Linked DNA regions of Homo sapiens: region 2 is linked to region 1. Evidence: read pairs that join two places in POLR2A ChIA-PET (ENCODE). Cell type or tissue: Caco-2. All regions are shown on one strand. Region 1 overlaps SYF2 (SYF2 pre-mRNA splicing factor). Region 2 has its middle 92 kb from the start of SYF2.

What was found. Peaks named below come from ENCODE experiments on the same cell type or tissue, not always from the same donor. Only the 100,000 strongest peaks of a DNase experiment are listed, where the experiment ranks them.
Region 2: POLR2A ChIA-PET joins it to region 1 with 5 read pairs; 2 of 35 experiments call an interaction of 5 or more read pairs at or near these places.

The regions. Positions count from the first base shown.
Region 1 is chr1:25,225,879-25,228,378 of GRCh38, forward strand. SYF2 (SYF2 pre-mRNA splicing factor) reads right to left here. Exons shown (of 7, transcript NM_015484.5): 4 at 2,240-2,357; 5 at 1,564-1,654. Among named protein-coding and RNA genes, the nearest start is that of SYF2, 5.4 kb to the right of the region's middle. RefSeq lists an enhancer at 1,651-2,500. In Caco-2, no CTCF peak of the experiment used is centred here; no DNase peak of the experiment used is centred here.
Region 2 is chr1:25,139,517-25,142,016 of GRCh38, forward strand. No RefSeq gene overlaps it. Among named protein-coding and RNA genes, the nearest start is that of SYF2, 92 kb to the right of the region's middle. RefSeq lists enhancers at 659-778, 1,079-1,158. In Caco-2, no CTCF peak of the experiment used is centred here; a DNase peak (open chromatin) is centred at 1,005.

The DNA of each region.
Region 1 (2,500 bases):
TGTGCAGTGGCTCACACCAATAATCCCAGCACTTTGGGAGGCCAAGGTGGGCACATCACCTGAGGTCAGGAGTTCAAGACCAGCCTGGCCAACATGGTGAAACCCCATCTCTACTAAAAATACAAAAAAATTAGCCAGGCGTGGTGGCGGGCACCTGTAGTCCCAGCTACTTGGCAGAAGAATCACTTGAACCCAGGAGGCGGAGGCTGCAGTGAGTCAAGATTGCACCACTGCACTCCAGCCTGGGCGACAGAGCGAGATTCTATCTCAAAAAAAAAATAAAAATAAAAATAAAAAATAAAAAATTACAGAATTGAAAGGAACCTAAGACATCATCTACGCCAACACCTTCACTGTACAGATCAAAGAGCCAACAGGCAGAGAGGCTCCAGGACTTATCAGAGGTCACAAAGTGCTAGGAACAGAGCTGGGATTAGAGCTCCATCCTGAGGTTATTTCCTTTTCCACTAAAACAAGCTGCCAAACTACAGCAGCCCACCACCTGTTTATGAAAAGAGGCTTCATTTATGAATTCTCTGCAGCTGCTTTTGCACTGCAGCAGCACAGCTGAATAGCTGTGACAGAGACTATATGGCCCACAAAGCTAAAATATTTACTATCTGGTCCTTCACAGAAAAAGTTCACCAACCCCAGCACTAAAGCATTCTGCCTCCTAAAATAATATCTAAGTAACTACGACAATCAGGGTGTTAACCAATCAACAACCAGTCTTAGAATGCCCAGTTAAGAACAAAACAAAAAACATGTGATTAATTTAATAGCTGTGAAGTAAGCAATAAACAGTGCTGTCAAAACAGAGACTAGGCCTGGCACAGTGGCTCACACCTGTAATCTCAACCATGTGGGAGGCCAAGGATGGAGGATCACTTGAGGCCAGGAGTTTGAGACAGCCTGAGCAACACAGTGAGACCCCGTCTCCACAAAAAAATTAATTAGCCAGGAATCGTGGCACATGTCTGTAATCCTAGCTACTGGGGAGGCTGATGTGGGAGGATCCCTTGAGGCCACAAGTTTGAGGTTACAGTGAGTTATGACAGTGTCAATGCACTCCAGCTTAAGCAACAGAGCGAGACACCGTCTCTTAAAAAAAAAAAAAGGAAGGGCCGGGCGCAGTAGCTCACGCCTGTAATCCCAGCACTTTGGGAGGCTGAGGTGGACGGATCACTTGAGGTCAGGAGTTCAAGACCAGCCTGGCCAACGTGGTGAAACCCCATCTCAGCTAAAACTACAAAAATTAGTTGGGCGTGGTGGCGGGCGCCTGTAATCCCAGCTACTCAGGAGGCTGAGGCAGAAGAATTGCTTGAACCCAGGTGGCGGAGGTTGCAGTGAGCTGAGACCGCACCATTCACTGCACTCCAGCCTGGGTGAGAAAGCAAGACTCCATCTCAAAGGAAAAAAATATCCAGAAAAAACAGAGACCATCCTTAGACAACTATTAATAACCCATACCTTAGCATTAAAGCATGTTTCTATTTATGTACATGTATACACACACACACACACAAATACATCCACATCACCTCAGGTTGAAAAAGGACTTACTGTTTTTCTCTCAGTCTCTCATATGTTTCCATGTCAGGTTTGATCTGCTTGGTCAACCGATGATACTGGCGTAACTGGGCAGCAGCATAATCTAAAAATATAAAATGAGAATCAGCGATAATATATTTCCTTGTTTGGACCTTCCTATTGAGAGAAAAATCTAAATTATCACAGGTGAGTATCTTTTATCCAAAACGCTTGGAATCGGAAGTGTTTCTGATTTTTTTCAGATTTTGGAATATCTTTATTATACTTAAATTCAAAATCTGAAATGCTCCAATCAGCATTTCCTTTGAGCATCATAGCACCATGTTGGCATTCAAACAGTTTTGGATTTTGCAACATTTGGGATTTCAGATTTTCATACTAGGGATACTCAATCTGTGTGAAGTAATATATGCCCATAACACTATTCTAAGCATAGCTTCTATCCTGAAGATGCTGACAAACAGACTTTGATAAATTTTATCATCAAGTATTTAAAAACCTGGCTAACTGAAGTACAGCCTTTTTTTTTAACTTCTCTCCTAAGAGACATATTTGTACTTTTCTTGGTCTTAAGCCTCATCAAGAATATCCCACGAAGCACAAGAGGCACATCCTTTCTTGAAACCAGAAACAATGAAGGAAATGACTAACAGCCCAGTCAATAAGGTTCAATAAAGGTCAATCTGACCTGAAAATCCCAGATCAGGGTTTTTCCTCTTCTTTTTCCTCTCCCATCTTTCTGCATCTTCTGCACTGATCTCCAGCAACTTCACTTTCTCATAGTCTTCTCCTCTTGCCGCACATTCCTAAAAAGAAGAAAAAAGCTGACACCTACAATTATGATACATGCAATAATTTGATCTACTTTACATCAAGAAAGATCCAATAAATATCAACCAATACTTTAATAGTATTTTTTTAGTTGGAGTTTCACTCACTCTGTCACGCA
Region 2 (2,500 bases), 86 kb before region 1:
GCACAGGCTCCTGCTGCCAGTGCCTGGAGAGCTCCTTGTGTCCCACCCCAGCCCAGAGCATGTCAAAAAGAAGAGATGAATGCCAATTTCCCATAGTGTGGTCCACTGCTTCCATTTTTGAGGCAGAAAGTAATGAGCAGTGGGTATCTAATGTGCCCTTAAATATCTTTTTTTGTTTTTTTTGTTTTTTTTGTTTGTTTGTTTGTTTGTTTTGAGACAGGATCTAGCTCCATTACCCAGCCCAGATCTAGCTCTGTCCGCCGAATGGTGTGATCACAGCTCACTGCAGCCTCAGCTTCAACTGCCTGGACTTAAGCGATCCTCCCACCTCAGCCTCCTGAGAAGCTAGGACCAGAGCCATCCACCCATGCCAAGCTAATTTTTAAATTTTTTTGCAGAAACGAGGTCTCACTATGTTGCCCAGGCTAGTCTTGAACTCCTGGGCTCAAGCGATCGTCCCACCTCAGCCTCCCAGAGTGTTGGGATTACAGGCATGAGCCACCGTGCCTGACCAAGATCTTTAAATAGTAATAAAACAGACATTTATTAAGTGCATCTCATGTGCTGTGCGCTGTTCCAAGTGCCTACACTCCCCATCTCAGTTAAGCACACACCACCCCACGGGCAGGCAGCTGCTATCATTATCCCTTTCTCATGGTGGGGAAGTGAAGATCAGAAAGGCTGAATAACTTGCTCAAGATCACAAGTCTGGACTTGACTGCAGGCCTGGCTGATCCCAGAGCCCAGATCAAGAGTCTCCCCTGGTGCCTCTCCCCTAAAACCACCTCAGAAACCCCCTGGTGTGTAACTCTAAACCATGCCTGCGGCAAACTCAGCCCATTTCCTCTTCTCGCATCTTAAGCCCAGATGGGGTCTGAGTGACACTTATCTCATACCCTGTCATAGAGCTGGAGCCCCACAGGAATGTGGAACTCCCCATGGACAGAGGGCAGGAGGAAGTGACCGCCGGCCCGAAGGGGGCTTGGTCCACTGGGTCCAAAGGTGCCGTCTGGCCCTGGCTGCCACATGCCTCGTGTCCACAAAGCAGAAGTCACAGGGACAGGGAAGGAAGCCCGGCAGGCAGACTGTCATCACAGGTGGTGTGTCCTCCTATCCAGGGACAAGCAGAACTAGCCAAGATTGCCTTCTCCACGCAGCCTCTCCTGATTCCACACTTGTGACTTCATGTTCCCAGAGCGCTGTGCTGGCACGTGTGCTATGATCTTGACTCTGTATGCACCCCGACGCCCAGCTACAAGCAGCTCTACCCTTACCTAACCTTTAAATTGCTCGATTGCCTCATCTGTAAAAACAGGGATGTTAATAGCACCTGTTTCACGGGGTTATTGGAAGGTGTGTGTACATACACACACACACACACACTCATCAATATAGATGAGTATAGATTGTGTGTATGTATACATGCTTAGAACAATTCCTGGCATATAGTAAGTGCTTAATGAACATTACCTATTCTTATTCATGTTAAGTGGCTATGACAATGTGCCAGGGAAGGACATCACTTGTAATGACGGGGGATAACACCTCTTACAAAATCAAGTTGAGGTTCCCCAAAACTGGTCTGTGAAACAGCCTCCAGGGGGCTGTTTGTTAAAGAGACAGATTCTGTGGTCCCACTCCTAGATCTAATGATTTTAAGTCTCTGAGATGGAGCCCAAGAATTAATATTCTTACAACCTGTCCAGGTGATTAGAACAATCAGCCAGGGGCTGGGCACGGTGGCTCACGCCTGTAATCCCAGCACTTTGGGAGGCCGAGGCGGGCGGATCACGAGGTCAGGAGATTGAGACCATCCTGGTTAACAAGGTGAAACCCCGTCTCTACTAAAAGTACAAAAAATTAGCCAGGCGCGGTGGCGGGCACCTGTAGTCCCAGCTACTCGGGAGGCTGAGGCAGGAGAATGGCGTGAACCCGGGAGGCAGAGCTTGCAGTGAGCGGAGATCACACCACTGCACTCCAGGCTGGGCAAGAGCCAGACTCCGCCTCAAAAAAAAAAAAAAAAAAAAAAAAAAAAAAAAAAAAAAGAACTATCAGCCAGGTTTGGGACCCCCTAGGCTAGACCAAGTGTTTCCCCAGCAAATGAGGGTGTGGACTCTGCTGCCATTCTAAAGCCAAGAGGGGTGCTTTCTTTCCTATCATCCATCTCTCCTTTCTTCCTCCCTTGCTTCCTTTTTTCATCAGCATCTTGAACTTCTCTCTGCGGCTGTTCTTTTGCTACAAGAACTCCAAGTGGACCCTGTCCTGACCACGTGCATCCTAAGTACACGGAGTCTTGTTTTCCATCCACTAAATGTCGTTGACCAGTTTACTTTTCATTCCCTGCACAAATAAACGTTTGCTACAAACGTGACTTGTGCATGGCCCCTTGACGGCAGGGGCCAAGTCTGTTCTACTAGAAAGATGCCTTGGAGACCATGTATTCCAACCTCTCTCTTTACCCCTGAAGAACCTAAGGTCCACAGAGGATAAGTGATTTTTA